6 separate regions of the Mus musculus genome follow, and regions 1, 2, 3, 5 and 6 are each linked to region 4. The links are chromatin loops, found by intact Hi-C in ENCODE. Cell type or tissue: heart. All regions are shown on one strand. Links, peaks and the distances in the headings refer to the core of each region. The heading gives the core; the rest is flanking DNA. Region 1 overlaps Cdh4 (cadherin 4). Region 2 overlaps Cdh4 (cadherin 4). Region 3 overlaps Gm35532 (a long non-coding RNA gene). Region 4 has its middle 4.7 kb from the start of Gm35582. Region 5 has its middle 35 kb from the start of Gm35888. Region 6 has its middle 150 kb from the start of Gm35948.

Evidence for each region. Peaks named below come from ENCODE experiments on the same cell type or tissue, not always from the same donor. Only the 100,000 strongest peaks of a DNase experiment are listed, where the experiment ranks them.
Region 1: a loop joins it to region 4, with 6 times the contacts of the local background. A loop is called at or near these places in 13 of 42 quality-filtered maps.
Region 2: a loop joins it to region 4, with 5 times the contacts of the local background. A loop is called at or near these places in 13 of 42 quality-filtered maps.
Region 3: a loop joins it to region 4, with 6 times the contacts of the local background. A loop is called at or near these places in 11 of 42 quality-filtered maps.
Region 5: it touches region 4 in a loop (2.7-fold over the local background); 2 of 42 quality-filtered maps call a loop at or near these places.
Region 6: it touches region 4 in a loop (6-fold over the local background); 5 of 42 quality-filtered maps call a loop at or near these places.

What each region holds. Positions count from the first base shown.
Region 1 is chr2:179,872,256-179,877,663 of GRCm38, reverse strand. Cdh4 (cadherin 4) reads right to left here. Exons shown (of 16, transcript NM_009867.3): 8 at 3,455-3,592. Among named protein-coding and RNA genes, the nearest start is that of Gm36066, 71 kb to the right of the region's middle. In heart, for the core only: CTCF peaks have their summits at 2,242 (motif pointing right), 4,180 (motif pointing right) and 4,717 (motif pointing right); a DNase peak (open chromatin) is centred at 2,248; H3K27me3 peaks cover 674 bases.
Region 2 is chr2:179,864,488-179,869,895 of GRCm38, reverse strand. All of the region lies in intron 7 of Cdh4 (cadherin 4), which reads right to left. Among named protein-coding and RNA genes, the nearest start is that of Gm36066, 64 kb to the right of the region's middle. In heart, for the core only: no CTCF peak of the experiment used is centred there; a DNase peak (open chromatin) is centred at 2,105.
Region 3 is chr2:178,423,596-178,429,003 of GRCm38, reverse strand. It overlaps Gm35532 (a long non-coding RNA gene), which reads left to right. Exons shown (of 3, transcript XR_375413.3): 3 at 623-1,289. It also overlaps a transcript of Fam217b not described here. Among named protein-coding and RNA genes, the nearest start is that of Gm35532, 3.3 kb to the left of the region's middle. In heart, for the core only: a CTCF peak has its summit at 2,650 (motif pointing left); no DNase peak of the experiment used is centred there; H3K27ac peaks cover 373 bases.
Region 4 is chr2:178,504,119-178,509,526 of GRCm38, reverse strand. No RefSeq gene overlaps it. Among named protein-coding and RNA genes, the nearest start is that of Gm35582, 4.7 kb to the right of the region's middle. In heart, for the core only: no CTCF peak of the experiment used is centred there; a DNase peak (open chromatin) is centred at 3,286; H3K27ac peaks cover 1,114 bases.
Region 5 is chr2:178,882,781-178,888,188 of GRCm38, reverse strand. No RefSeq gene overlaps it. Among named protein-coding and RNA genes, the nearest start is that of Gm35888, 35 kb to the right of the region's middle. In heart, for the core only: a CTCF peak has its summit at 2,292 (motif pointing right); no DNase peak of the experiment used is centred there.
Region 6 is chr2:179,191,846-179,197,253 of GRCm38, reverse strand. No RefSeq gene overlaps it. Among named protein-coding and RNA genes, the nearest start is that of Gm35948, 150 kb to the right of the region's middle. In heart, for the core only: a CTCF peak has its summit at 3,246 (motif pointing right); a DNase peak (open chromatin) is centred at 3,263.

The DNA of each region.
Region 1 (5,408 bases), core at 78-5,077, 1.4 Mb before region 4:
GCTTTGCCTGATTGTTCTTGATTAAGCTTCACAAAAATAGCCCGTGTGTGTTGTGTGGCCAACCTGCCTGCACACTCCCACTGTGAAGAAAAGACGGTGTCCCTGTCTGCCGCTAATCTGGATGGTACCCTGGCAAGTATGAAGTCTGTAGAGCTTGTATCAGACGGGAGGTGTGCGCTTGATGTGGAAAAGTGTTCTATACTCAAAGGACTTCAGACTGCTACCTGCTCGTCCCTCCCTGCCCTCCACATCCCAGGGAACCAGGGGTTTCTACCTTCCTTCATGGGTTGCATGGAGGCAGGACCAACTCCTGGAATGAGCTTTGTGCCATTAGACTCCACATTTAAGTTCCAGTGTGACCTGCCAGCTGCCTGTTCCCAGCAACCTGTGCTGGCTGGCTCATAGCGATTTCTTCTGTGCCCCAGCTGAGAGGCCGCTGTTCACTCCAGAGCTTCCTTCCTCTCATGCGCCTCTCAGATGGCATGGGACCTGCCTGGGCATTTGCGGTGTGGCTCATGCATATGAGGGAAGATGGAGTTCAGTTAGGTTGTATGTGGTGGTTCAGGACGGACAGAGCTCAGATCCATGGGCAAAATCAGTCTATCCTGAGTGTGAAGGAAACTCCCCTGGGGCTACCGTGGAGGGTGCTCCGTGGCAGGCTCTGTGGCAGGCGCTCTCCCACTGTACTCATCCTCAGGCAGTACTGTTGGGCTTGGGCAGTAGCCTAGCAGGTGCAGCAGCCTCTCACCTTGGAGTCAGAGCTACCAGTTTGGGTCCTGCTAAATTCGACCTCAGACAGTTTCACAGATAGTCGGCCCATTTGACACAAGAGTAGGGATTCTTGGCTCTCTGTCTATCTCTGAGCCAAGGGTATCTGCAGGTCTCCTGCCCTTTCTGAACATAGCAGCCCTTCTTAGAGCTCGTTGGAATGAGAAAGTTGACATGGCTGGAGCTTGTGGTAGGACTGCAAGGCAGGCTGGGTCCTTAAACATCACACACCGGCCTATGAGGCTCCTTCCTGTACCATCTGTCTGTGATGAACACCCTCTCCGGAGGCGTTCTCCTCAAAACCGTTCAGGTCGCTGAGGTGTGCTATCTCCTCTGTTGGGAAGGAGCCCAAAGCTGCACTCTTTTGGCTTCCCTGTGGCCTGGTTCTCATGGTGACTACACCGTCCAAAGGCCTGAGGGTAGGATCAGGGGTCCTGAAATTGGGAGAGTTGTGTGGTTTCTGTACCCCGATATCTGTACTCCAGCAGTCTGGCATAGGCAGAAGGGTATATTCCTGGGAGCACACGTAGCCCTAACTTAGCAGATGCCTGGCTCAAGAGTGCTGTCCTGATTGTTTTTATTTTATTTATTAATTATTATTATTATTATTGTTATTGTTGTTATTATTTGTTGATTTAACACAAACTAGAGTTATTTAAGAAGAACCTTAGTGGAGAAAATGTTTACATCATGTTACCCGTAGGCAAGTCGGTGAGACCATTTTCTTGATTAATGGCTGATGTGGGTGGGCCCAGTCCACTTTGGGCGGTGCCATCCCTTGGGCTACCATTGTTCCTGAGCGCTATGAGAAAGCAAACTGAGCAAACCATGAGGGGCAAGCCAGTAAGCAGTGTTCCTCCATGGCTCCTGACTGGGGCTCCATGCTTCAGTTCCTGCCTTGAGTTTATGCCCTTTATGACGGAATGTGGTCAGAACGTGTCCTGGTGTTTTATCACAGCAATAGAAGTCTAGTTAAGACAAGTGGGTTTGTGTCTGAGTGTGGTGCTGAATCAACTCCTGACAAGGCTACCCTGCATGAGTTTCCTGAACTCCTGCGTTAGCTGTGGCAAGGCATGGTCTAGACTGGGGTGGCCCCTGTGTGGGCCTGGCACTAACCTGACAGCTGAGAGTTCCTGCACTGTCACAGAAGGTGGTTGCCACGCTGAGCACTGCTCAGCAAGCCCTCTAGAGGCCTGTCCATCTAGGCCCAGGGCAGAGGATGTCTGTGGCAGGGCTGTCACTTGCAGGTCAGGGTCAGTGACTGCTTCCCTAGAGTCTGAACAGACCGAACCCAGAGAGAGACCCTCCAGCTTTCTCAGGGTCTCCCTGGCTGGAGCATCAGTGCCTCTCCAGGCTGAGTAGCCTGGCCAAATCTTCTACCCCTCTTTTTCTGCACCTGTTGCTTGTGGAAAGGGACAGGACTCACTCCAGTCTTCAGGGGGCCCGAGCCACCTTGGTTGTCAGTCATCTTCTATTTGGCCACTAGATGGCGCTGTGGTCTAGGAGAACAGGATGAGAACAGGCTCTTGAGCAGGGCTTCAGCCTTCTAGACACTTTCTCTCCCCTCTTCTCCTCTCCACGTGGCATCCATTTTCAGGGTTCAGTCCCAGCTGCTCCCTGTGGGCTGTGTGCCCAGAGTCCCATGTCCTGACCCCAGAACAGAAGCTCATAGGGTAGACTGATTGGGACCTGATGGGAGAGTGTCTACCTATGTGTTTGGCAAAGTCCTTGTTACTATTATGGACACATGCCCCTTTTCACTTCACCGCTGGGAGTGACCTCCTGACCTTTCCCTCGGTACACCCTGGCCTGTAGTCTGCCATCTCTTCAGGGATGGGCTGGACTGTGTTCACAGAACTGTTCAAATCCATGGACTTGGGAGTCCTGGAGGCAGAGATGGCTGAGACCAGGGCCCCACAGAATGTTGGGAGGCACAGAAGTGATTATCATGTCTGATGTGCACCAAGAACGCCTAAGGGTCTCACAGGTAGGGACCCTCCCTGCAGCGTGGCTGTCCCATGGGGTCCAGGAGAAATGACAGTCATGTGATTGATAGTTTTGTCTCTAGAGTTCCCTCCCAGGGTAGGGTGGGAGGGTCTGTTCCTCTGGCCCATGACTGGAGGCCCACAGTGGTCTTCCTATACCATAGTTGTGTGAATACCTGTGTGTTCAGCAAGAACTCTTGACCTCTTGTCCAGTGTTGTAGCCAGTCTTGACCAGTTTCCCTGCCTGCTGATGCGAACCACAAGGGGCTAGCCCCTCTCCACTGAGGACCAAGGTAGAAAGGGACCCTTGCTTCAAGGGCACATATGCCCATAGCCAAGGCCCAGCTGGGCATCTCCCAGTCAGGTACCCACTGCACAGTCATACACGCCTCTTCAAATGATATGGTAGCCTGATTGGTCAGCTCCTCCAGACTTAACAAAGGCCCCAGCAATGTATCAGCCATCACTTAATCTTGGGGCACACCACACCCCTAATTTCCTAGGGCTTTCTCCACAGGTGTGTCTGGGCCCTTCCTTCCCACTAGAAGTAGCCGGCATGGTGTCCCTCTCCTTATGAGGCACCTGTGCTTCGACAGTCATTACCCACAATCCATTCAGCTCTTCTCCCCACTGAGAGAGAAGGAAGTGCCTGTGAATTACAGCTCAGGGCTGGCATCTCTGCGAGAACCTGAGGTACTCACTGTGCTTGTGGTGAATTCCGGAGGGTTGTCATTTACGTCTGTCACCGTGATGATGGCAGTGGCTGTGTTCGAGAGACCATAATTAAGGTTTCCTTCCATGTCAGTGGCCTGGACGATGACGGTGTACTGCTGGACTTTCTGGAGGGGAAAGACAGCGTGTTCAGACTCAGCTCAGTAGATGAGGAATACAGGCTTCCTCAGTGGGTTCCATCCTGGCACAGGCTGCTTGGGACTCCCTGGAGGTGTGGGAGCCTGGTGGTAGGGGGCTGTGGCAGAAGGAGGCTGGCCATGTCTGCTTCTCATCAGCTTTCAGTGGGTGCATTCACTTCTGGTGTTAAGAAAGGGCAGGTCAGGGTTCAGAGGGACCTGCACAGTCTTCAGTATGACAGGGAAGACAGCCTGCAAGGTGCCAGGCTAAGGGATGACACTGTTAGGGTAAAGCTGAACTGCCAGCTAGAGCAAGAGTCAGGGAGCAAAAGCAAGTCACAGCAGTTTGGGTTCACAAGCTCCACAGTGAAGGGGCAGTGAGCACCTGCACGCAGGTGTGCTCTGCGAAAGGCAAGCCAAGAATAATGACATGCTGTATCAGGCACTGCCGGAGTCACGTGACCCTCCCTGCTCACTGCCCACACCAGAGAGTCACGTGGCCCCTGTGCTCACTGCTCACTAAGAGGCAGAGGCACTAGAATTAGGTGCCTTTCTTGACCAAAGGCAGCATGCTGTGGGAGTGACAGCCTCTGACCAGCAGGGGGCAGCTCTGTGGGGACCCTGCCCACTTCTCACTGGCACTGCTGGGGGACAGGGTAGAAAGGACCCCTCTGGGATGTCCTCTAGAGGACTTAAATCTCTACTCCTGTTCTCCTGAGAGGTTTGGAAAGGCCAGTTCTTACCTCACACATGACTCAGGGAAGTGTGTGTGAGTTCCAGACATTGGCTCCAGGAATATCATAAGCAGTGGGTGGGTCACAAGATTCCTCTCTTCATCTGTCATCCCTTCATCTACCCATGCCTCCCTCCACCCACACATGCATCCCTCCACCCACCCATGCATACCTCCATCTACTCAGTATCCATCTCTCTAATGTATGTTTATATACGAACACATGTGCGTGCATGTGAATGTGTGCACACGAATGCCTGTTAGAATGTATGTACACCTGTGTGCATGTATATCTATATATTCATATGTGTGTACATACCTGTAGGTCTCTGTTCATGTATGTAGTGTACATGTGTGTGTACAGCAGCCTGCCACTAGAGGGTGAGCTGGGCTTGCTTCTGGACAGCAGGACCCTGGAAAGGAAGCTAGTCCAGCACGTTGAGAAAAATACTGCAGGAACCCAGAAGAAGCCTGGCTTATCATGGCTGGGGCAGGCCAGCCATGCTTTAGAGTCTACTACCCGCCTCTGAGCCCTTGTGGACCTGAGTTTGGCAGTCTCTACCCCTGTGTATCCATCCCTCCATAGAGACAGAAGAAGGTGTGGGGCACAGTGGGCGTACTATGTTCAGGGTCACCCCTATTGGTCAACTGCTTTCCTGTGGCCCCCTCTTCCCTAGCTCCCGTTAGGTATGGAGAGCAGGGCAGGGGCTCCTGGATCTGGCCCCAGGATCAGCAGTGGAGTTGCAATGAATTCATTAAAAAGCGATTCGACCATTTTCAAGTTAGAGAGTCGAAAGATAACTAGAACGGCCATCCCTGGGGCTTTCATTCACACCCCTGCAGCCCAGCATGCAGATTCTGCAGAACAGCCATCAATAATGTATCAGTCAGCCTGCCCTAGAAAGTAGCAAAGATTCCACAGCATGTCTCTGTAGGCAGCATCCCTTGCCAGCCTGGACTGCTGTCCAGCTAGCTGCACTCTCCAGGTCAGGCTGAGCCCATGGCTGGGAGCTCCCAACTTCCCCTCAGGTACTGCCCCAGTACTGAGACTGCCTTACCCGTAGGGCTGCATGC
Region 2 (5,408 bases), core at 137-5,136, 1.4 Mb before region 4:
GGAGGGCTGAGGAATCCAGGCTCCTTCTCAGCCCTTTCTGGCAACCCCTCTGGCTCTCACATGCTTCCCCGGGGATGCTGACTCAAACCACAGGCTGCATACTGCCCCCTTTCACTTTCCTCTTGTCCTCCTGGAGGGTGTGGATTACCCACCCTTGGGGTTCCTATCTTTCCAAGGTTGACTCTAGGACAGCTCATTCCAAATGAGGATCATTGACATCTGTGGGCAGATCACGCTCTGTTGCTGAATATCCAATGCTCTATGTGGGCACTGGGCAGTATCCATAGACTCTGCCCATGGGTGCTAGGAGCCAATCACAGATACCAGCAGTGTAGTAGTGTCCCAAGGGGGACATTGTTTGAGATGCAGGGCTCCGAGGAAGGAAGCAGGCAATAAATAAGGGAAAACAGTCACTTCAGATAATGGCACGTTCTGTGCACATGGATAGAGCATGTGGTAGGCATGGAGTGCTAACTGAATTTACCATCTCCTCTTAATATGCTTGGAGAGGTCTATGGCCGGCAGAGGGAATGGTTTGTACTAAGGCCTTGGGGGAGGTAATGTGCACATGTGTGTGCACGCACCTGCAAGAGTGTGTGGTGTGTGTGTGTGCACACACGTGTGCGCACATGCACACAGAGGTTGTAGACACTTGGGCTCAGGCAGTTCCTGGCCTCCCAGTCCCTCCAGAGAAGCATGCAGGGAGGTGAGAGCCTGTGCTGTGGAAGGATCTAGAGGATTTGTGTACAAAGCCTCCTGGTTAAACACTGACAAAGTTTAGAGATAACCAACAGATACAGTTTCCATCTGTGGCTGTGGTTGTTGTCTCTGGCTGCCTGTCTGAGACCTCAGATCTGAACAAGTGGTGCTGTGAAGTCTTTACATGGAAGGAGAAGGCTCTGCTGCAACAGGTGATGTGGACTGTCTGGGGATGCTCTGGCTACTCTGCATCCTACGTCTGATGAATGCCACAGGGAATCAAGGAAAGGTCTCAGTGTCCGGACCGATGGAGTAACCCTGTATGTGTCGGCACAACTTACCACGCAGGCACATAGCCACACACACCTCCCTGTACCCATCTACAGGGTTGGACTTGGCTTGTGGGCTGTGACTGGGTGATCCTGAGCTAAGCTACGCTCTGTCCTGCTGCTTGTCAGAGCCCAGGAAGACCCTGATCTGGGGACTGAGACCAACCTGTCTGATTTGTCACCATCCCTTCATACTTAAAGGTTAATGACGGTCACACCATGGGCATTCCTATCTCTTCGCTTGGCCTCCATGGTGGACTCTTTGACCCCATGCCTTTGAAGGCCACTTCTGGTAGCCCTTGAAGGAAGAAGTCAGAGGAGAGGAAAATAGGCAAGAGCAGAAAGTATGGGGCTCTCCCGAATAAGAAGTGCAGTGAATGGAGTGTGGGAGAGCTCTAGGAGGGGAAGCAGGGCACAGCCCTGAGGGTCCGTCCTGCAGAGCTCCTAACAGGAGTAGGTGCTGCTAGCATTCCATTCCAGCTTCCTCTGCCCCCTCCACCCCTGCGCTCCTGGCTGACACCTGCCCTTGGCTCTCCAGGGCTCCTTTTCAGCCTGGCCAGAATCACCCTGGACACAGCAGGCTCAGATCCTGCTAGTTTCCTGAGTGCTTGGGCCATGTTTCAGGGCCCTTTCAGGCTCTCTGAGCAGGCTGTGGCTGGACCTCAGTGCTGGCTGGGAGGAACAGTGTAAGGGACCAGTGCCAGGTTGCTGGGTCCCCGGGGTTGGTTTGGTTTTGTCCTGGTCCTGATGCTTTTGTCCCGAGTGGAGCTGGGAAGGTAGCTGAGACAGGGTCTGGGGTTTTGTTTCCATCTTTGGAAAAGGAAGGGCAGTGTCCTGCTTTCTCTGGCCTTGTTTCTCCTGAGTTGCTGCCAAGCAAAGGTTGTAGGGAGGTGTTGTCTGGAAAGCTCTGGAAATGCTGTGGAAGAGGCCGCTTGGAAATCCCCATACAGATGTCCTTGCCTACTACATGTCACACGCTTCTGAATGTGTCTGTACATTTTTGGACATGTCTGGATGTCCCTGGGGTTTCTGGACACGTCTCAATGTTTGTGGATATTTTTGGAAGTGCCTGGATGTCTCTGGGTTTGCTGGGGTGGTGTCCCTCAGGCAGCCTGCTCCTGGGAGTGCCTGTGTCACCACACACTGCCCTGCCCTTGCTGAGATGTTTTCTTATGGAGCCAGTGATGAAAAACTCTTGGGTTGGGATGCAGCTTGGTGCTGGAGCCCTGGCCTAACCAGCAGAGGCCCTGGGAATGGGGAGTCAGTTCCTAGTACTGGAAAAAGTCTAAAAAGCAAGCAGCCTCTCTGTTTGCCTGGGATGGCCAGAGAGAGGGTCATCTGTTTTTCTACAATGCTCTGCAGAGCTTCCTATCAGGTCCCACATTAGCGACAGACACCTTTATCATGGCAATCTATCCTGCCTCTCTCTTGTGCTTACTGATGGCCTGACACAGCCATGACAGAGCCAACATGCACTCGCACGCGCGCGCGCACACACACACACACACACACACACACACACACACACACACACACACACAGTGTGGCCATGGGAGTAACTGCTCAGAGCGTGACTTTCCATATGTGCCCTTGTTGTCCCCAAGCCAGATCCTCTTGAGGGAGAACTCAGCCCTGCTTCCTGCAAGGCCACCTCAGGTAGTGTCTTCTGAGAAGAACAAAAGGCACAGAGAAGCTCACGACCTGGCAGGCCAGATGCCAGAGGAAGAACCTGAGAGATGGGACTTTCACCTGGCGGTAGGGACTCGGTGGTCTGTGGGATGGTCTTGGGGTATCTGCACCTGCCTTTTTGGTACACAGCTGAAGTATTGCTTATGCCTGAGTAGCCTACTGGGGCCTTAAGTAAGAAAAGACTAAAATCCAGAGCAAGATAGGATCATATCACGGCTCACTTGGTGGCTTTCCTAGTAGATTAAGCAGCGGTGTTTCGAGTGTGGGACTCAGATATAACAAAATGTCATCCTGTTCCTTCCTGTCCCTTCCTGTGCTGACTCCATCACATGATCTAGTCCCCTCATCCTCCCTTCCATGCCCTCTCTCTTCTTCAGGCCCAGGCCTCTTCTCCTCCTTCTGACACTGTCTGGCGACGGTCTTCCTTGTGTCTGTCTCAGATCTTCCTCCACCTGAATCTTACTGGACCCCAGTTTGTAGGTCTGGGTACACCCAAGTCCAGATGACCTTTCCAGGACTGAATGTCTTTTCTCAAGGACATTTTTCCAAAAGAGGTAATGATGCTTCTGGCCTCCAGATGCTACATGAGGGTGCATTTTCAGGGCTACCATTCAGTACAATATGGATACTAAGTGGACCAGGGCTGTGGTTGGGCAATGACTCCAGGGACTCTGGGTCTCAAGCTATTGGGGTCTCTCCTTCACTCCTGGCCCAGAAAGTTTCTGCTACCCTGCACCCTGGGTTGGCTCTTCTATTTGGGGATATCATATCTATCTGTCCCCATCTGTGCCAACCTGGTGGGTTGTTTCTGAGGGCAGTTAGACAACAACTGTCTCATTGGCAGTGGAGGCTCTAAGGCAGGATGGAGGTTGAAGCAGCCCTGAGCAGGTTGAGCTGTGATCCTCACTGTGGTTAGTGGGGCCCAGGGAGTGGCACTATTAGGAAGAGTGGCCTTATTGGAGTAGGCATGGCACTATGGGCATGGGCTTTAAGACCCTCATCCTAGCTGATTGGAAGTCAGTCTTCTCCTAGCAACCTTCAGATGAAGATCAGTAGACCTCTCAGCTCCTCCTGCACTATGCCTGCCTGGATGCTGCCATGTTCCCACCTTGATGATAATGGACTGAATCTCTGAACCTGTAGGCCAGCCCCAATTAAATGCTGTCCTTATGAGAGTTGCCTTAGTCATGGTACCTGTACGCAGAAGTAAAACCCTAACTAAGACACTACCCTCCCCTCCCCTCCACTTTGAGGGTGCTGAGAGCTCAGGTGACACCCATCTCTATGTAGTCTGGGTGTGGCTGAAGCTCCTTTAGCTCTGGGAAGCTAACGGCCCATGGGTTCCAGGGTTCTTCTTTGGGTCCTCTTGGTGGGTGTAGCCTGACTGATGGTCCTTGAAGCCATTGGCTTGTCCTATGGGCCAGTCTTCTCTGTCACTTAGGGACCTGATTTCTAGAGCATCATCTGTCCTTACAGATGTCCTTACAGGGCTGGTTGTTTTCTCTGACTCTGGGGCCCCCTGTCTTCTGGCTGAACATGGCTTTGTCTGTGTTAGCTTGGGCTGTGACTCTCCTACAGCTGTAGGCATCAGAGCTTATGGTACTTGGCCTATGTGAGAGCCTCAGCATGAGGAAATGCTAGGAGTTCTGTCCATAGGGAGGGACCAGGCCTGGCTGCGGCAATGCCTTGATGACTCCAGCCTGCCTTGATGGTCCACACTCCAACCAGCAACTGGCCTGGGCTCAGGTGGTGACCATCACCAGTCGGGCTGAAGAAAAGACGTTTACAGGATGTCCCTGAGGGATGCTCACACTCACAAGAGGCCACAAGCAGAGACAGCTATCTTCCCTTAGTGTACTGACTTTCGTATGTGATGCCAGCAGAGGGCAGAGTGAATGGACAAAGAGCTGTGTGGTGACTCTGTGGCACAGAGCTGACCAGACCTGAGGCCTTCTTGTCTCTGGACCCTCAAGTTCGCTGTCCTGTCTGTGTCTTAGGAGTTTCATGGTGTCAGCTAAAATGGCTCCTCTGACTTCTGCTGACACAGATGGGGACAGAGAACACAGAAGGAGAGTCCGTGAAGACAGAGGACAGACCCTGGTATGTGTGGGGAGCCAAAAGAGTGCCTCAGTGGCTTCAGGGATGATTTGCAGGAACACAGGGGACAGGTACATGAGGCTTGGGGAAGGTCACAGCCTGCTTCAGAACATGCCTTTCCCACCATGCTGTGGGATAAAGGCCAGATAGTTCCTTTTTTTGGACTGACTTCTTTTCTACCAAAGAGAGGTAGCTTTTGTGATAAGAAAAAAGATCAATAGTCGTTACCACAGAAAAGGCTTGTTTTTGCAAAGGTCTGATAGCATGGGGCTGCTGGAACCCTGAGAGCTACACTCCGTGAGGGCTGGGAGGTAAGGGGCCTGTGACTTCACCCACTCTACACTTGAGTCAGGAGACATTTGGAAGAGCAGAGGCCAGGCCTACAGCTCTGTGTGGGGTTGTTTTGTGTTGACTCCCTTCACTTGCTCTCTCTCTCTCTCTCTCTCTCTCTCTCTCTCTCTCTCTCTCCCTCTCTCTCTCTCAGGAGGAAACAGCTCTTTCCACCTGACATGAGTGTTGCAGGAGTTTAAATACAGGAAGGGGCTGGTTTGGCCTTCCTCAGCATCCCTTCCATCTCCGGGATAATTAATCTGG
Region 3 (5,408 bases), core at 94-5,093, 80 kb after region 4:
GGGTTTTGGTGACAACCAACCAGGGGTCCTCAGTGGAAGCACAGTAAAAGCTTGCGTAGCTCCCAGGTGACAACCCAACAGAAGCTCCCCAGGGAGGAAAAGGGAGGTGACAGGCACTGTTGGCCACCTCCACTCAACACACTCACCTCAAAGGCTCAGGGAAGGCCGATTTTCCTCAGACATTCAATGTCTATTCAATGGCATCACATGGACTCTCAGAAGGAATGGCTTTGCCTTAAATATTCTACGCAAACCCATTTCTGAGAGTGTCAGACACTCACTGAGTTTTGTCCTCAGTGCTGTCGGACAAGGTGGCTTGAACCTGGTGGTTTGCTCAGGAGTTGGTGATATGGACCCTTAGTTGAGAATAAAAAAAAAAGCATTAAATAAATCTTATCCTGAGAGACCCAGCAGTGTGTGTGGCGGGGGGAGCAAATATCTTAGCACATCAGAACTGACCCTGCCAGGTCCTCACCTGCATCTCAGCCCAGTCCCAGCTTCCCCTACTTCTGCTGCCAGGAGAAAAGGAAGGGGTGTTACTTTTGCTTTGTCATCCCGGGGCTCCCCTCTGGGCACTGGAGGACAGGTCCCAGCTCAGCTAGGCTGCTCTTCTCTCATTCAGGAGCCATACGGGAACACCTTATGCAAGAGTCACCTGGGCACTGTTGAAGAGTCGAGGCGACTGCACTCTCAACGGCTTGACTCTGCTTTCTGCTGAAATGGTGGACCAGTTTGAGGAATGGGAACAGTGGCGTGACTCCGAAAGCCTGAGTCTGCTGTACACGTTGGCCACCAAGGGAAGGCTACAGGCTCCCAAGGCAGCGATATATCAGGGGGATACAGTACAGCTGGTGCCCAGAGGGAATCAGCTATGGGAGGCTTCAGTCAGGAGGAGCCAGGGCTGATGAGGCACTCTTGTAGCTATGGGGCAAGCACGAGGAGCCTGTGGTTGCTTGCTGTACATCTTTCAGCTTTCCTAGGGATGAAAATGCTCATTATACAATCCTGCAGCACTAAGGACGGGTCTCATCCCAGATGCTCACCCACACCTAGCTAGATGTGCAGTCAGTGAGTTTTGGGTATCCACCCACCTCTGCCTCCTGACCCCTGCCAAGAACTGAGTTTCCAAGTATGCCCATCATACCTGGATTTTCACACAGGTACTGGGGATCAAACTCAGGTCCGTGTGCTTTACCAAGAAAGCCATCACCCATCACCCTGCCCTCTTTTTCACATTTTGTCTTTATGTTTCTACATCAACAACAATGCTGGTAGGATTATCAGACCCTTTGGTCATTTGTCTGAGTAGGTTTTGGAGGGTTTGGGGTGGGTACAAGGTTAAATAGAGGGAGGGAGCTTTAAAGAGGCTTCTAGATGATTTTCCCATATCAAGTTCTCAATAAAGACATCTTTCTTCTTTTTAAAAAGGTCTTGACACTTTAATGTGTATGGGTGTTTTGCCTGCATGCACACAAGTGCACCGTTATGCACACCATTCCCAGGGAAGCTGGAAGGGCCAGATCCCCTGCAAATGAAGTTACAGACAACTATGAGCCACTGTTGTGAGTCCTGAGATCCGAACCCAGAGCCAGTGCAACAGCAGCAACGCAACCTGTGCACTAGAAACGCAGGTTCTTCAGCTTGTGGGTGTCAAGGCTCTATCAAAATGTAGATGCCCCATTGCCTGGGGAGGTCCACAGCAAGAGCAGCATAAAACTCAAGGTGACCCTTAGGACTGTGACACTGTGCTGCTTTCTCTACAGATGCAGAAAGGTGTGGTCCTGTGGTCACCCAGTATAAAGGTCTAGGTATACGCATGCAAGAAAAGACAGGTGACAGGCAAAAACACAATAGCTTTGCCTTGACCAGGAGTCTTCAGAAGATGCCATGGCTCAGGGCAGTGTGTGTGTGTGTGTGTGTGTGTGTGTGTGTGTGTGTGTGTGTACTGTTTTGTGTAAGGAAGCCTGCACAGTCCTGCAGAAGTGCTCGTGTGACACCAGGGAGGGGCTCAGTCTTTGAGGTAAGGACAGGAGACAGTCTTCTCGGCCAGCTCTTGCACAGGAAGGCCATGGATGGAGAGAAAAGTACTCCTGGTTTCCAGTCGCTTTCCGGGTCTAGCTTTTATGGCTTACCTCAGAGAGAAGGAGTACAGAGATTAGGTCAGAAAGATCTCACTTCTGAACCCCTCTGTTCAGGGTGTCACTTCCTGAGCCCCATGAGTTTAAACATATCCAAGCTTCACAATTGAATTCGCAGCAGTCCATTTTAATATTCCACGTTTATTTAAAGCCTTGTTATCACTAAGTAAATATTACATCGATAAGTGTAGGTGTATTTATTGATGTTTTATCAAAGTGGGTTCTCTGTCAAGATTTTATAAATGATGATGTCATTTCACATCTGCTAGGCAGGGTGGGCCTTGTGATTACGGGACACCCGAGAATGCCCCACTGTTGTTAACCACACCTAGGAATGTATCTAATTTATCTAATCTCTGGTGGCAGAGGACAGTGAAGGACCTGCTTGTGTCGGAAGCCAAGCATTCTTCTGCTCCCCATTCTGTTTTGATTTTACTACAAAGGTTTGCTCCATTAGAAGACAATAACAGATTTCATCAGGGTCTCAAAAGGTTTGGTCACCACCTAGTGGAGGATGGAGGAGCAACTGCTAAAATAACTGCCATTCACGAACTTTTTTTTCTTTCTTTTTTTTTTTTTTTTTAGTTTTCTTCTTTGCTTTTTTTTTTTTTAAATTGGTTATTTTGTTTATTTGCATTTCAAATGTTGTCCCCCTTCCAGGTTTCCCCTCCGAAAATCTCCCAGTACACTGCCCCTCCCACCTTGCTTCTATGAGGGTGTACTCCACTCCTGCTCCACTGCCCTCTATGCTGGGGCATCAAACCTTCACAGGACCCATGGCTTCCCCTCCCATTGATTCTAGACAAGGCCATCCTCTGCTACGTATGCAGCTGGAGCCATGGATCCCTCTTTGGTTGTTGGTTTAGTCCCTGGGAGCTCTGGGAGGTCTGGTTGGTTGATACTGTTGTTCTTCCTATGGGGTTGCAAACCCCTTCAGCTCCTTCAGTCCTTCCCCTGACTCCTCCTTGGGGTTCCTGTACTCAGTCTGATGGTTGGCTGCAAGCATCCACATCTGTATTGGTCAGGCTCTAGCAGAGCATCACAGGAGACAGCTACATCAGGCTCCTGTCAGCAAGCACTTCTTGGCATCAAGAAGTGTCTGGGTTTGGTGGCTGCATATGGGATGGATTCCTGGGTGAGGAAGTCTCTGGATGGCCTTTCCTTCAGTCTCTGCTTAATAATTTTTCCCTGTATTTCCTTTAGACAGGAATAATTCTGGGTTAAAATTTTGTGATGAGTGGGTGGACCCCATCCCTCAACTGGGGGCTGTGTCTAACCTCTGGATATGGTCTCTACAGGCTCTCTCTCCTCTTTGTTGGGTATTTCAATTAATGTCATCCCTGTTGGGAGCCTCTTGTTTTTCTGGCATCTGGGACTTTCTGGTGGCTTCCCCTAGTCCCCCCCCCACCCCCTCCCAACAGCTACATGCACAATAGAAGCCTGGATTTTATACTTCCAATTTGGTTACTTTGGCTAATATCAGAGAACCATTTCTAACCCAGCACCACCATCACCACGATTTGGCGTCCTAAGAGGCTTCCCTGTCAGAAGTAACTTTAGGAAGATCTTTGGGAAGGCTTACGGCAGACCACGCCTCTACCCGGACTGCCCTCAAAAGCTGATTATCTTCTAGATGTGTGAGTTAAGGTGTGAGCTCATTGTACCACGGTGTTGCTAAAATTCCCTCCTGGAGGAGATGTGAACGGTATCTACTCTCCTCCAAAAGTCCCAATAATCAACCAAGATAGGGTATGGCCAAAGTCTACTCTGTGAAACCAGAGTTTCTTAGGCTTCCTTACATGACAGTGGTGGCTGCCACAGTAGTGTCAGTGGTCTTAAAGCAGCCACATTGGAAAGACTTAACCCAGCACAGACCAACCTTCCCCCATGGTCATGTAGTTGGACCCCATAACCTCTCCTTCCCAGCCCATAAGCTCTACCCTACCCCCCGACACACACACACATACACACACACACATACACGCCAAGCACAATTGCATGTATGTGGTTAGGAGTGGCTCCATTGAGGGTCCCATGATCCTCTTCATCCTCCTGTGAAGGGAAGTCAAGAGTCAACAACCCAGTTGTGGTGATCCTTTGCAAGAGGGCACAGCTGAATGCAGGGCCATGGTAGCAGTTTGGCTGGCAGGATAGTCCTACACGGCACACGCAGTGGATCAGCACACACAGTGGAGCTGCAGCCTGCTCCTCTCCTGTCTACTCCTCAACATCTTTGAGGAGGACAACCACGTAGTTCACAGCCACATGCCTCTGACGCGTGAATCCGCATGGCAGCACTTGTTCCTGGACAGCATCAGCATGAAGGTCAGGGGGACGGAAACCCATCCTCCGCAACTCTCGAGAATAACCAGAAAATAAAGACCAATTGGGAAGACAACTGCATTAAAAACGAGAGAAATCACATCAAACCAGAAAGTTCCAGGTAACGTTTGTTTAATTTGTCTCCAGGAAGGAACAGTCCAAGTTCACAAAAGCTTACGTGACTTGTTTTTCTACGTATAAAACCAAACACACAGCAGTACAACAGCAAATGAACATGCTGAATGTGTTTATAGGTCACTTTACTACAGCCGTCTACACGTACACAAATAAAACAATAAATACTGCTGTTACCTCGAACACAGTACCTCCAGGAGTGCCTATTTCTACTTGTTTAAGGAAATGAACGGAAAGAAAGATAAAGAAGGTATAAGCCACCTAAGAAGTTATCCTTAGGTCTTCTAGAACATAAGCCCAACAGCTCACAGGTTCAGGGGCCTTCCTTTTGCGTGAAGACCATGGCGTCTGTCTTCTCCTCCAAAGGGCTGTGACAGGCCACATACTCTATGACCTTCAAGTTGGTTACAAACCTTCAGCCCCTTTGAGATTTGGAAAATGACCAAAGCCATCAGTGAATACTTAGAACCTTTTGTGATTTTTTTTTTCTCCACTCATTGATGTTATTAAGTCTGAAATACTGTTTTCCTTATATTTCTCCTGGGTTTGACTGGTTTAAACGGGAGGGCCTTTTAACCATCCCTGAGTGAGAAGAACTTCCCAGAAGGGCACCCTCTGTCACTGAGGCTGGATACTCTGGTTTGGCCTTGAACTTATTGAGTTTACAGTTCAGTGCCCAATGTTGTCTACTTGCCTACGTGGGGTATGTTTTTAGGGATCGTGGAAAAGGCTGTGCTCAAATAACTACACTCAACGTGACTGTAACAAACTGTGCTGCTCAATAGCACCCAGATCCAATAACACTGCTCAACT
Region 4 (5,408 bases), core at 331-5,330:
GCCTCATCCCACTTCATCCCGGCCCTCGCAGCTTTTCTTCACTCCTCTTCCCCACTTCCACCCAAGACGAGGCCTCAGCTCTGAACTGCTGACAGCTGCCGTGAGCTTCAACAGCTGCTCTGAGTTCCAAGGCACGAAGCAGGGGCCACTAGAAGGAAGTGAAATCCCCACCCACTTAACAGCTTAATGAGGACTTGAACCTGAGCCCGGGAGGAATTGTCAGTGTGACTATTTGCTTGGATGTGGAGGACGTGTCTGGGCTTTCAAACCTGCCCCAGGGAGGAGCCAGAACAAGCTGGAGGCAGGGAGATGGAGATGCCTGCAATTCTGTCTGCCCCCAGCTTCCCTGGGAGACCCTGGAGTCAGGTGTGCAACTTCACAAGGGCCAGGCGTGTGCAGGGAACAGTGGTGTCAGTGGAAGCACATGGAACCCTCTGTGTATTCCAAGCCACCCTAGGGAATGAAGTCCTCCTACAAGAGGCCACTCAGAAAAAAAGAGGTCTTCAGAGCCAAACCTGCACGGACTGAGACATGTGAAATGGCTCTGTCTAACTACTGAGTGACTCCCATTCTCTGTAGACAGGACTCCCCTGCCTGCCCTGTTTACAGGGCAGATTGGCACCTACACCCCCTTGTCCCTCCTAGGCCAGATTTTCTGGTCAGCTACCTATCCTCTGCTCTCGTTCATGAACATGAGGAGCTCCAGCTGTCTATATGAGCCCAGGCCCTCCCTCTGCTTGTGGAGTTCTCCACAGCTCCTCCAGGAGCCAGGCCTCAGCCTTCCCTGCTCCCACAGATGCCAGGAGCCAGGCCTCAGCCTTCCCTGCTCCTGCAGATGCTCCCCCACAGTCTCTCCATATTTGCTTTCTTGCACCGGGCACCTGTCCACTCTACCTTGCCTTGCTTACCCACCTATTAGATGTTTTCTTTCTACCTGATTGCAATGCAAACCCCAGTGACCCTTATGCTGTGTCCTCTTGGAAGAGAGCAAAGTGCCTGGCAGATAGCCGCTCACTGGACACTTGGATTCAGGAATGCTACATTAGCCAGGCACATGCTGTCCCCACCCCCATCCCTGACCACGAGGCATAAAACAAACACATGTCCACATTCAGAGCCCAGAGAGGGAACTCTAGTCTTACACAGAGCGATCTGACAAATGTTTTATCAGTGTAGGAGTCGACCCACCTGGTAGTGAGCTCTCCAGACCAGGGCCCTTTCTGAATGAAAGATGGCTCTTATACGGGAGGTTTCCATACAGTTGTTCTCATTTGGTTTCTTTTGCTGTGATAGAGCTATTAACAAAAAAGCAAGCTGGGGTGGGGGTGTTAAAGACATGGCTTAGTATATGAAAACACTGGCTATTTTCCTGGGGCACTTGGGTTCAATTCCTACACTCACTTGAAGGCTCAGGCCCCAGGGAATCCAGAGCCCTCATCAGGCCTCAGGCACCAGACCAACTCAAGATGCACAACCATACATGCAGGCAAAACAGCCGTACACATAAAATAAGTCAATCTTTTTAAAACAGCTTACGGGGAATGTTAATGTTAATTTTAGCTCACAATTTCAGGTTACATCCCCTCATTGTGGGGAAGCCAAGGCAGAAGCACCGGTCACCTCAGATCCACAGGCACGATCAGAGGGAAATGCTTGCTAAATGCTCTAGCATTCTTGACTCTTAGCCCCGGAGCCCCTGCCTGGAAAATGGTGCAGCCCACACTGGGTAGGTCTTCCCACATTAATTAATGTAACCAAGACGATCCCCCACAGACATGCTCACAGACCAGCCTGACCAAGACAATTCCTCTTTGGGACTCTTTTCCCTGATGATTCTAGGATGTATCAAGTTGACAAAGCTAATCTTCACAAAGCTCCAGACAGAATTTCTCTAAGCACCTGGGCAGGGCCAGGCTCGGTTCCTGGCTTGCTTCTGCCATCTGCTGGTCACTGGTTGAATTGCACTGGAGAAGCTTACCACCACTCCTCTGCCTTTTCTTTCTAGGAAAGACTCACTATCCTCTCTGTCTACAACAGGGTCCATCTGGCTGACCTGTCAATCAACATGAAGTGGAATAGACTCTAAACTCTACTCATGTGCAGTAGAGATATTTATAACTTGGCTCAAAGTCTTAAGATTTTCCCATATTTTGTATCTATTAACTGAAATTACACTCAATATTAAACCCATGAGTCTGGATGATTTAGACACAGAAAGTTTGAGTACAATTTCCAAAAAAATCACACAGCTACAGAGTGATGCAGCTCACCTTTGAGCCTCTGCAACGGGAAATTTCGGGGCGTACTTTACCCATAACCTCACAACTGGCACAGGGCCCTAGTCATCTCAGCCTGAGACTCCACCAGACAGATAGAAGACACTTCAGCAAATCATCTTTGAGCACTAGCAACCATTCTGCCATTCAGAGCTTCCATCTTTCACACCCAGGAGGTTGTGGCTTGGTTCTTCTGGGGCCTCCCCAAGCCATCAGAGGATAGTGGAGGAAGCATATAGGCCGGGGTGGAGATCTGATGCCTCGGGACCCTCTGACTGAGCTGTCTCTAAGCCTCAATTCCCCTTCTCATATGTGTACCAGGGGAAAGCTCCCAACACTGTTTGATACAAACTCTCATCACCATCTTACTCAAGGCTCTGAAGAAGCCCTGCAAGAGACAAATCCACTTCCCTTCCTCAGCCCAACCGACCCCAGGACTGTAGAGCCACCATGGGCCTCACAGTTCCATCTTCAAATTGCAGGGCTGTCACCATCCAGGCTTTCCTGCAAATGTAACAACTGACCCACCAAGAACAGGGTCTATCCCGAACCTAAGGAGCTCCAGATCCCACACATCTGTGGCTCTGGCTTTGAGGCCTTCCAACACCTGTCTCCCGGGCCTGGGATCCAGCGCTTCCCATCTGGATTCCAGAGTCAGCCTCATGGACCATAAGCAATTAGTCTGAGGCAGAGAAGACAGTTTTTAATAATTCTGTCATTATCCTCCATTTTCAGCACCAGCAGACACGAAAACTCCATTTCCCGTTTCTTTTTTTTTTTAAAGGTATCAAATGGCTTCTGCATCACATTGCAATGTCGACATCAGTCCGGTTGTTTGTAGAGCAGACTCGTGCTTTCACGGCCTGAAGAAACTTGACCCCACGGTGTCAGTGTGGGGTCACTGCAGAGCCTAGTTTGACTCGGTGGCGCTGGGTGCTGAGGTCCACTTCCATTACACAAGACATAGGGTGCAGCAATGCTGTGTAGCTGACAGTCGGATGTGAACGAAGCCCACAGCTTCCTGCTGGGTCAGCGTGACGGTGAGGAAACCACCCACCATCCTCCCCAGACACAGAGTGATCTGGAGGAAGTGAGCCATGGAGGGGTGGCTGGTGGAGGACCTCACGACAGAGCCAGATCAGCAGGCAGGAGGAGAGTATAAGGTTCAAGACAGGAAAGCCATTGATAAGCCAGGACGTAGCAGAGTCCACATATGGGAGATGGAGACACTGGGCTCTAACCACATTAATTTCAACAGCCAAGGTAAACAGCTGGATGGGGCTTAGAATGATCGGTCCACTGCAAGCACACACTCCCATGAGACCCCTGTGTGGCCGAGGCACACCCTTTAAGTACCATTCTCACCCTATAAATGAGAAGTCCTGGACACAGAGAAGTTGAGTAACCTGTTCAAAGTCACACAGCAAGGAAAAAGCTCTGGGGATTGAGTCCAGAGCAGGGCAAACAGGTCCCTGCTCTTGGGTGTCTGTGGACACAGACTTTAAAGGTAAGTCTGGGTTATACCTCTTGACCAGGGCTGTCACCAGAAGCAGCAGCCTTGAAGATGAGGAGTGTGATCTTGTCTTGTTGGTCACAGAGCCCGTCAACAAGAGGACAGACTCTGCAGGGTCAAACGGGTGCATACAGCTTTCACATATATTACCATGATGCCGGGGTTCCATTGGGTCCCTGCCCAGGGCTGTCAGCCACCTCAGCAGCTACTGTAGCAGGATGAATGACCCCACATGCAGGCAGAGCACTGACCCCACATTCTACACCTGGTTCAGTATGTGGCATAGAACTGAGGGTCTCTTACACACAAGACAAGCACCAATTCCCAGCACCTACACGGTGGCTCACCACCACTTGTAACTCCAGTCACAGGGATCTGACAGCCTCTTTAGGCCTCTACAGGAACCAGACATAGAGATAGCCATGGTGGTTCACAGACATACATACAGGCAAAACACATGAAAATTATCTTTTTTTAAAACAGTGAGATAGTTTCTCACTAAGTGACTCAGCTTGGCCTTGAACTTGTAATCCTCCTTCCTCAACCTTCCAAGTAGCTTGCACCACCATAATATAGTTTTGTTGTTGTTGTTGTTGTTGTTATTGTTGTTGTTGTTTTGTTTTGTTTAATGGAAACTTGTCCACAATGGTTCATTAGCAAAATACTTCTGAAGAGAGGAGCGGACACCAAGCAGACTTTCTACTGTTGATCCCAGAGAGAAGCCAGAGAAGCCACAGGGGACAGACTCCTAAGTCTTCCACAGCCTGCAGACTAGTGTGTGATGGGTGTGGGATGCTGTGGTACATGCACAATGATTCTGGCATGCCTGAGCAAGTCTGAGTCTCGTATAACTTTCTAGAAGGTTCTGATGATGGCATACGTTCTTGGAGGACACACAGAGTGGAAAATTATAGAAGATCATGAAGGAGAATTAGAGCACTGAGCAACAGCACCAGAGAATCTGAGCACTGGGCAACAGCACCAGAGAATCTGAGCACTGAGCAGCAGCACCTTACACGTTTCATGGAACTTCTTCCTAGTCGTTTATACTCATACAGACATTTTAGGCTTTGACAAAACTAGAAACATATAAAAATATATTCTCATATTCCCCTAACGTTTTTATTGTTAGCAGTTATAGTCTGGGTGTGAAATGCTCCCCGAGGGCTTGTGTGTTTGAACACTTACTTGGTCCTCGGCTGTGGTGCTGGGGTTTGTGGGGGTGGGCGGGCTGTGGAGCCTTCAGGACTGTACCCGGTGCTTTTGTTGAGAAGAGATTGAGAGGTCTGCCTAACAAAGCTGCCTTTTCCAGCTGAGCCTGGTGGTGCTGGCCTGTCATCTGAACTACTGGGGAGACTGAAGAAGGAGGATGACACCATCAGGACAACTTAGTGGGATCCTGTTTCAAAATAGAAAGTCCAAAAGAGGTCTTTCTGGAGGACCCGGGTTTGGCTCCCAGCACCCACATGACAGCTTACAACCATCTGTGGCTTCAGTTCCAGGGGATCAGGTATTTCTTCTGGCAGCCTAGGTTACTAGGCACACAAGTGGTACATAGATACACATGCAGGCAAAACACCCATAGATATACAATTTTAAAAAGCATTTAAAATAATTAC
Region 5 (5,408 bases), core at 240-5,239, 380 kb before region 4:
ATATACATACATGCATGCACATACATGTAAACACACATACACATGCATACACACACATGCATACATACACACATATACACAGGCAAACATATACACACATGCACGTGTTTGTGCACACACACATATACACACAGAGAAAGGTGGTTTTCATGATGTCACTCCAGAACCCTGCACACTCCCCTTTGACTCCGGAAGAAGAGAGATCTCCACGTGTGCCACCCAAGGTCTACATGCAAACACTCACCAAAGACTCAGGATGCAAGGTAATTAAATAGGATTTTTCTGCCTGTGGCCTGTCACCTCCAGCACCAGTTGCTCTCTGATGGTAAGACCTGGTGGCCTGTGAAGCACACAGGAGAGCATACTATCACCAACAGGTTAAATAAAGGAAATGTGTGCTGGCCTTGGAATGGTGTAACATGTCTGTTCTAAGGACACAGATTCCTTGCCCCCAGCAACATTTTAGCAGAGCGGCCTCACGCAGGACACGGTGCTGTGGCGGGCGGTAAGGATCTAAACTGGCCTTGATTCTCCCCGAGTCTGTTCATTTTCACGTGAAGAAGCCAAATGTGTTCTCAGGTTCGTTTCCTTCACACTCTGATTGGTCTGTCAACTTCTATTAATATGTTTCAATGTCCAGTGCTTGGGGCTCCCGCGGCAGCCTTAACTCCTCCAATTGCCTTGTGCAGGGTCAGCCCTTGGAAGCGATGCTGCTTCTGTGTCAGAGATACCGGGAGAACCCTCTTTCCATGGGAGGTACAGAAGTAAAATAAGTCTTCGTTGTTTCAATTCATGAGTGCCTATGCTGATGTGGGATGTGGTACCCATGTTTCTGGTTACATACTTGTGTACACGTATGGAGGCCTGCAGCCAACCTTAAGTATTTATTGTTCCTTGTGAGCTACTCACATTTGAGAGAGAGAGAGAGAGAGAGAGAGAGAGAGAGAGAGAGAGAGAGAGAGAGAGAGAATGTCCATCCTGGAGTTTGCAGATCAGGCTAGGCTGGTGGCCAGCGAACAACAGAGATGTGTCTCTCTCTCTCCCCCATCACTGGGGTACAAGTAGTCCTAGTGTGCTCAAATACTTCATGTGTGTCCCAGGGCTCAAACACTGCTCCTCACAATTGGCTTCTGCAGTGGGCATCTTCTCACTGGGCTATCCTCCCTTCAGGGCCAAGCTCATTTACTGCACATTCCCCATCAGATCTCTAGCTAGGATCAAAGCTGCTGGCTATTCTTTAGAAGGCTGCCCCAGCTCCGGAGCCCCGAGTGAGCATTTGAAAATGAAACTCTGTAATATTTCAGTAGCATACATCACACGAGGTTAAGTCAGATTCTCCTCTCACTTGCATGTAGTGTAGGAAGCTTAAAAGCTAACCAACCTTTATTGTGGAAAAAGAAGAGTACAGTACAGAACAGGGCATCCCATCTCCCCAGGGTTTTTCTGTGAAGTCTTCACAATGCTGTTTTTCTGTAGCACACAGGCTTCAAACAGAGTTAAAGTCCTGGTTTACCTGCATTACCAATAAGAAGTGACAGCCTTCAGCCTCACCCTCTTATGTACACAATCAAAGCCAGGCAGAACGCGCAATCAAACCTGAGACAGGACTTCCAGTGGGTTAAAGTGCTGTCCCTTGCAACAGAAAACTGACTTACTGGGGAACCTGAATTTGATCTAGTGGATGGTTGCAGTCTACAAAGGAAGAAGTAAAAGATTTTCAACAATGAGAGATGTAAGATATAAAACACGCTGTGGTGTTCTGAGTGAAGATGCTCCACGCTGGCTCATAAACTTGAATGCTCAGCTCATGGTTGGTGGAACTGTTCGGAAAGGATTAAGAGGTGTGGCCTTGTTAGAGAAGATATGTCATTGGGATGGACTTTGAGGTTTAAAAGGGCCATTCCATTCCCAGTTAGCTCTCTCTGCCTTCTACTTGTGGACAAAAATGTGAGCTCTCAGCTACTTCTCCAGCTCCATGCCAGATATCATGTTCCCTATTATCATTATCCTTATTATTATTATTAATTTATTACTATTGTTGTTGCTATTATTGGACTTTATCCAGCTTACAACTAGATATGAAGGACTGTAGTGAGCATGAAGACATGAGTCTGTAATCCCGGCCCATTCAAGAGACCTCAAGGCAGTGAGGTGAGTGTGGATACATAGCGACACACTATAAGAAAAACAAAAACAACAAACCTAGACCCAACATCAGTGAGGCAGGGGTGTGGGAAGGGCTCAGGGAGCCTCTGCTCCCTTCGGTTGAAATATTTCCTGCTGATAGAGTCCAGCAGGGGGAGCAGTTGTGCCCACTGGTTATCCCTTCATGCTACAATAGGTAATCTCAGGGTTCATGTAGATGACCCTGGTTGAACTAAATGAGTCACTGCTAAAACCAAACGTCATGAATCTGAGATAGGGACATGTCAGGGAGGGGACTGAGAGCTGTACGAAGGGGAGAGGAGAGGCTGTGGGAAGAAGAGTAACTGAAAGGTATTGCATGAATGAATAAATGTATGTACTTGTCCAGGAACCAACTTAACTGATAAAAAATTTAAGTTTTAAAAAGAAGAACAAAGAGTTAAGATCCCCGATGTTAATCTCTCACACAAAAGCATGGGCAGCCTCTGACTTCTCTCGGGGGAGCCCTAGTTTTCTACATGCATATTTTATGCATGTTTTGCATACACAGCTGATATTATAAACACGATTGGATTTGAATCCCCCACTGAAAAATCTATGCGAAGCAGTAGCTCCACTAACCTGACATCCACAACTTTACTGCAGTCCCTTATTAATTTTGGGAGTTGGGCATCAATTCTTAAGCATTTTCTGCATAGGCAATTATATTCCACCAATGGTGGCTCGGCTTATCACCATCTTTTTTCTCCTCTATCTAAGACACTCAGGATGAGGCTAAAGAAAGATTGTGAGAGGAAGCACCCTTTGTCTTGTGAGGGGAAAAGATTGAAACATTTTACAGAAGTATAATGCCAACTGTTGGTGCTAAAGAACTGCTCTTTTCTTTTTAAAAATATTTTTAATTATTGTGTATGAGTGTGCATGTGTGTATGTGCATGAAACCCAATCTCTCCATCTCCCTCCCCTCTCTCTGTGTCCCTGTCCCTGTGTGTGTGTGTGTGTGTGTGTGTGTGTGTGTGTGTGTGTGTGTGTGTGTGTGTATACACGTGCACATGAGTGCAGTACCCATGGAAGCCACAAAAGGACTTCTGATTCAATGGGGCTGGAGCTACAGGCAGTTTAGGCCACTGATGTGGTTGCTGGGAACCAAACTCTGGTCCTCTGCAAGAGTCAAAATGTATCCTTAACCAGGAGACATCTCTCCAGTCTTTGTTTTCTTTCAACATAATATTGGGAAGGTTCCTCTCTAGTCTTATTCTGTTGTTGTGTCCTTGCCATAAGTGGTATTAAGTTTGCCTGGTGGTTTTTCCTGCACCACTTGATATTATTGTACGGTTTTCTCTATGTACTGGATAAAAAGGTTTGTGGAACATACTTGACCCTTTTCCAAGTTCTGTCATTCCCACATGCTTGGCACGAATTCTTCTTGGCTGTGGTGCATCTGAGCGCCATTAGACTGTGTTTCCTGATACGTTGGAAGATTTCTACACGTGTGTTCACGAGAGGTTCTGTGAGTGGTTTTACTTTCTTTCAGGGTTGTTTTCTATTTGGGGGATACTATGATTCTGATCTCACAGGCAGAATCCTGTTTATGCTCCTGTTCTTAAAAGAAATCACAAATAATGCATAAAAACTGCTTATTAAACATGTAGTAGAATTCACCAGAAGTGTGGTGTCTGTGTGTGTGTGTATGTGTGTGTGTGTGTGTGTGTGTGTATGTGTGTGTGTGTGTGTGTGTGGTGGATCACTAACAAACAGTCCAATGTCCTCTTCCTATTTAATCTCATTATGTAAGTTTTCCCTCTTCTATCTTTCAAAGAGTAGGTCTATTTACTATTCAAATATCAGATATCAAATTTGTAATGACTAGTTTGTTAAATTTTCTTAATTATAACTTCAATATTTATGAGATCAGACAGCAGTAATGGTGTCTGTTTTAAAATTTTATTTTATTTTTTTATGTGTGTGAGTTTTGGCTACATGTATGTCTGTTCAACATGGTGCTAGTAGAGGCCACAAGAGAGTGTAGGATCCCTGAAAATGGCGGTTATGGATGATTGCAATTCACCATGTAAGTTATGAGAAGTGAACTGAGCTCAGATCCACTTCAAGAGCAACAAAAGTTCTTAACTTTTGAGTCATCTGCACCCATGGCCTCTTTGGTTTACTCCCCCATCCCAACAGGGATAGGGTATATATGGTATTGTCCTCATTTTCTTATACTATTAAGGCTACTATAGCACAACACCAGAGGCCAAGTTTTAGCCATAGTTGGCTACAATGCTTTGGTTCCAATTAGGACATAAGAGCATGCTCATTCAGGAGCAATCTGGATTGGCTAATGAAGGACATGTGTGTGTGTGTGTATGTGTGTGTGTGCGCGCACACACACACACACACACACACACACACACACACACACACACACACACACACACACACATCAGTTAATTTATGCTATGCTGTGACTAGCTCAAAGGCTGGGCACTCCTAAACCTTCCCTACTAACAAATGCTCTGCTCCAGTACTCCTGAGACTACTAAACCTTCCCCTGCTATCCCAGGCCCAAGCGGGGAAGTGGCCAGTGGCTCCTTATATCCCATCCTTCTTCCCTGAGTCATGGTGGTTCTCTATCTTCTTCTCTCCCAATTCCAAGCCTGGGCAATCTAAAAGCTCCCTTCCCTCTCTCTCTCCACCTAGCTATTGGTCTGTGACTCTTTATTGATCAATCAAAAGCCAGTTGGGGACAGGGACCTTCAGCATTTAGACCTGCAGATTCCTGAATAATTCGAAGCATTAGAACCAATCCCCAACACAGAGTGGTTTATAAACAGCAAAGGTCTGTGTCTCACTGTTCTGGAAGTCACAATCCTAGATTGAGGGCACCAGATCTGATGTCCTCGTTCATGGATGGAACCTTATCACTGTGTCCTGACACTGATGGGTAGGGGTGGGGCAACTCTCTGAAGCCAACTACGACCCCATCACCTCCCAAGGGACTCAGCTTGGGGGTTGGTTTCAGGGTGTGACTTTGGCGAGGGCCACAGGAAGTCCACTGCATCGGTCTTCAGGTGTGTTGACTTTCTTTGTTGGTGTTGTTTCCAACATCCTTGGCTTTCTTTTCAGGTCTCATCATATCTGTCCTGGGCTTGCTCTGGGCTGCATGCACCTGCCTTTCCACCTCATTCCCTGAGGTGGAACGCACACTATGAATCTTCCATTTTCCGTATTTTCCGATCACTGCATTTCATTCCAGAAGCTTC
Region 6 (5,408 bases), core at 162-5,161, 690 kb before region 4:
AACAGAAAATCTCACAGCCAAAGCCAGACTGAGGTGAATATCAGAATAAGAGAACTGGATAATAGCTCAAGTAATAACTGTCCCTGAATGCAAGGCATTAATTAATTAGTGAGTGAATGAATCAATTAAAGAGCAAAGGAGAAGAGACAAGTGCCGTTTGTAGGGAAACAGCCTCACTCCTCAGGGTTTAGTGGTACTCATGAGAAAGGAGTCAATACCATTCAAGGGAAACCAGACAGAAACTGTGCCAGCCATGACCCACAGTCCGAATAGATAGTGATTCATCCTGTGGGTGTCATAGCGACAGAACCATCTTGTATTTGTGAGCTTTCCCCACAATCCAGACACTCAATGCAACCACAGAAAAAACATCATACCCATACCAGCACAAGGCCACACTACAAAAACATAGAATAGGCATTTTTTTTGTGGATAGAAGGGTCATAGGGGAGGTACAAGCTGACAGAACCTTGAGAAAAATGTTGCACAAAGGCAGTGTGTGGCCTCTGTGGGGGCCTAGCACAGCAACAAGATTTTTTTATACTAAGGAAATAGATAAAGTGTTGATTTTAAAGATGAATTAGTGTGTCCTGATTTAAAACCTATCTAAAAGAATAAAACCTAGTGTATAAAATTGATGTTTCTTGGGTAGTTATGTCAGGCATTGCAAGTGTATTTTTCTGACACATGGAAATTGTGATTATTATCCATGTAATTAATGCACATGGTATGCCCTGTACACACCACACCCTTTTCTCTGTAAATATAGAAGAGAATGATAACAGCTAGACCCCTGTCCATCCCAGAAGCCCCAGTGGGCTGTGTAGCTCCTGACAAAAGTATATGACAGACAAACTCCTTCCCTCATTCTTTAGACTGATGTTAGACACTTTGTGCTGTAGGCACTTGGTATAGTCGTGACACACAGCCTGTTAGGGATGGCATTATATTTCTTCTGGTGGAGCCATACATGCAGAAGAGCAACACCTTTGGAACATGCCATAGTTCATTAAGTATGATGACCACCAAGAGTTCTAGAGATGTGGGTTCTGCACCACACGCCCTGGTGATAGTGCACATGCAGCCATCTCCATGGAAGGACAATCAGGCATTCCGTGCATGCGAGGCACTCCAGAGGAGTGAATGGTTGGGATAATGACGTTGTTATAAATAACTCTCACTAATCAGAAGAAAAATTGCCCTGAATTATTGACGATCTTCACAGAGGCCAGGACAGGAAGGAAAATCCTCACAGATTGACTCTCCCTGCTCTCCTAATCAAGGAGGGGCTGAGGTTGAGTAAAGAGCTGTGGTCTTAGAGAGTTTCTGGTGTGATAGTCCACCCCTGGTAACTTCCCATGATAGCTCACCCCTGGTACCTTCCTGTGATATCCCACACCTGGCACCTTCCCATGATAGCCCACCCCTGGCATCTTCCTGTGATAGCCCACCCCTGACAACTTCCCATGATAGCCCATCCCTGACATCTTCCTGTGATAGCCTACCCTTGACACCTTTCTGTGATAGCCCACCCCTGACATCTTCCTGTGACAGCCTACCCCTGACATCTTCTTGTGATAACCCATTCCTGACATACCTTCCTGTGATAGCCTACCCCTGGCACCTTCCTGTGATAGCCCACCCCTGACATCTTCCTGTGATAGCCCACCCTTGATACCTTCCCATGATAGCCCACCCCTGATACCTTCCCCATTAGTCTGCTCCATGGCTTCAGTTCAGCTTTATGATTGGCTCACAGGCCAGTGATAATTTCGCCTCAGCAGATGGGTCCAGGTAGGTTTCAGCCATTAAACATGCAGGGAGTGTTTCTTGAGGTTCTTCCCAAGCTCCATAGGGATAGGGTGTGAGGCTACAGGATGAGTGACGTTCTTGCCTTCAGTCTTGCAGATTTCTGCCTTCTGGGAAAGTGAGAAATGAAGGAATAACCCCCCCAAAAATATTAATAGTTATATATTCTTATATACATGTATACACATATATGTATGTGCTTACATGCATACTACAATGCTCATATGTACATACAAATCATGTATACACATTTATATATGCATGCAGAGCACATATATACATTTAAATGTACATACACATTCCTATCTACATACATATATGTATGTACACATTCATATCTACATATACATTCATATACATACACATTCACATATGCATACATGTTTATATGTATGTACACATTCACTTATACATACACATTCATATGTATGAACATATTTATATATACATACACGGTCCTATCTACATATGCTTTCATATGTATATATACATTTTTATATATGTTAATATCTACATGCACATTCATATATACATGTTTATATGTGTATTCACATTCATATATACATATACATTCACATATACATACATATTTATATGAATACTCACATTTATATGTATATATACATTACTACATATATAAACATTCACTTATACATACATGTTCATATGTATATTCACATTCACATATACATATGCACATGTCCGTGATCACTGACTTATCCTCTTTGGATCCTCTCTCTGTGCACACTCGTGTCCCTGGCTGATCATTTCATGTCTTCCAAATTCTGTTCAATCATCCTCCATCCACCCGCTTCCTGCCCACTGGGATCCAACTCTATCATGGTCTTTTCTCACTACCCATTGATAGCCTATGTCATCCAGGTGCTCCCTGCACGGACCACCTTTAGCACCAGAATATTGGCTGTCATTTTGGTTGGGCTTCTTTGAAAAGGCTCATCTAGACTGTAACTTCCCTTCACTCTGAGCAGGAGGGAATTTGGCTGCACCACTGTCCATCCCAATCCTGAACTGAAGGCCTGAGTGGCTGTGTCAAAGCCACAGACTGGACAAATTCTCTGAACCATACTTACACAGTCACTTTGTCTTTGACAATGAAAACTGAGAGTGAGCCAGATGTGGTGGCACACAACTTTGATCCCAGCATTTGGAAGGCAGAGGCCGGGAGATTTCTGTGAGTTCGAAGCCAGCTTGGACTTTATAGCAAATTCCAGGCCAGCCAAAGGTTCACAGTGAGATCCTGTCTAGAAACAGAACACAACAGAGCAAAACAAAAAATAACAGACCTGGGACCAAGAAGCTGGGGCCAGAAGTGGTGCACAGAGAGCAGGTTAGAGCTGGCCTAGAGTGGTAGGAAGACCACTAACCTAACACCATGGTCAGCAGGATAAGGCACAACTCAGGCAAGTGGGTGAATGGAGCTGCCACTAGAGGGCAGCATTCAGAGGTGTTGCTGGATCCCACTGAAGTGGTTAGCTCGTCCCTGGCACTTGACAGGGTGTCTGGTTAAGCACCCTGGACAGCACCCTGGTCAGCTCCCGGGTGGGTCAGCACCCGGGACAGCATGGGGGCAGCTGTGCAAGAACTTTCTGACCCTAAATGAACGGTGGTCACAGAATGGCCAAGAAATAAACATAATCTACCAGAAACTCTCAGCTCAGCCTGTCATGGTGATAACGCTCCACTGACCCAGCCTTATAGGACGCCTCTGTCTGCAGTGGGAGGTCCACCTCCTGCAAAGCTGTAGACTGTGTATACTTAGACAGGGGGAGTGCTTAATGGAGAACGCGGCCTCCAAAGAGGGAGGCGTGGACTTATCTCCCAGCTCTACAAAAGAGACCTCCAGTGCTTATGGCCCACTGGCTTGTAGGAAGAACCATTAGGGATGCCCATGAGAATCAGCACCATGCATGCCTTGAAGAGCCCCTAACAGGTGACCTAGAACAGCCAGAAGGAAGCCATAAGCCCTTTTAACCACTCAGCCCATCATATCACAGCAACAGCCTCTACCATACTTCTTGGGTAATGCTCTAAAGGGAAATGCCACTTTGATCCACCGAACGCATCTAGACACCCCACTGTGGTTTCCTAGCCTGTCTCATGGAACTCTGTGCAGTCCCATGTAGGAGGCTGCAGGTTGGGCTGCCCTGACTGCCAAGCCTTGGAGCTAATGCACACCGTTGTCACACAGCGTGCCCTTCCTGGGGCTTTGTCCATCTTGCTGACAGAAGGCTGGCAGCTGCCTGTGGAGAGGCCCCCCTTACAGGCGCTTACATCAGCCATTCTTCTGCCTTCTCCACTGTCCACACAGTGAGAGGCTGCCTTCTACACAGCTGGGTCTCTCCATCACTGCTGGTTTAGCACTGGGTGGGGTGGGGCAGGGTGGAGCACTGTTTCCAGGAATAGGCTGTGTTGTCTTAGGAAATGCAAACTGTACCTTGTACCTGTAGTGACCACACAGGGCTCATTTACCTTTAAATATGTAAATATGTCACTGCCTCTTTGCCGGCATGGCTGCAAGGCCTGTGTCTCTCCGGTCTGACTGTTGAGAATTGAGCAGTTTTGACAAAGCCGTTGAGAAAACAGCAAGAAGAGAAGGGAGAGAGGGAATAGTGTGGAAGCAGGGAGAGAGAGAGAGAGAGAGAGAGAGAGAGAGAGAGAGAGAGAGAGAGAGAGAGAGAGAGAGAGAGAGAAGACTGAGCAGGCAGCAAAAGGGCAAGGAGAGGAAGGGGAAAGAGGCAAAAATGAAAGAGGCTGAAAGGGGGGCTAAGAGGGGAAGGGGGAGGATGCAGAAGGAGAAGGAGTGAGGGAGGGCCAGCAGGAGGGAGCCGAAGCCTACGGTATCACATTTCTCTTCCTTGAAAGAGACACCAAAACTGACAGATCCATCCTTTTATTTCCGCATTGGTCTCTCCAGAGCATTCTTATTTAGTAGTAATCTTTTAGAAAAGATAGCGTGTTCAGCAACACACACAAACACCTAACCCACCGGGGAGAGATTTGCTATGGCGGTTTCAGAGATGAAGAGCTGTTTTTGTGGCGTTTTGTGAACAAGCCATCTTTAAGAGTTGGAGGCTGCTCCTGTCTTGATGGGAACAGTCCCACAGCTCCCAGCTAAAAGCCTGAGCTTTCCTCTCTATCAGGAAGAGACTGGGGGTGGGGGGGACTGAGGCTCATTCCGTTAAAATACGAAAAAGGCAGCCCCAACGCGCAGAACTGAACTCTGTGGGAAAGCCTGCTTTTCCAGGGCTGCGTTCCTCACCCTTAGGTCTGTGCCAAGACTGTGGGGCGTTATTGCTTCCTGCCTCAGATTTCCTGTTGCTTCTTTCCTGCTGAGAAGTGCCCTAGAGCCTTCATACTAGGGTGTCCATGAGGGACAGAAAGTGGTACCTTTTCTAGAAACCGTTCAGCGTCTTAATATAAAATTATGGCTATTTTCCTGTTAAGAATAGTTTTGATTTTTTAAAACTGTTAGCTTTTACTTTTAAGTGAAATAATATTCTAAGCAAAAATGATCCAATCCCAATTCCTAAGTTGTCATATACCTAGCAAACTTTTGGTCCGTACCCTTGTCTCCAGAG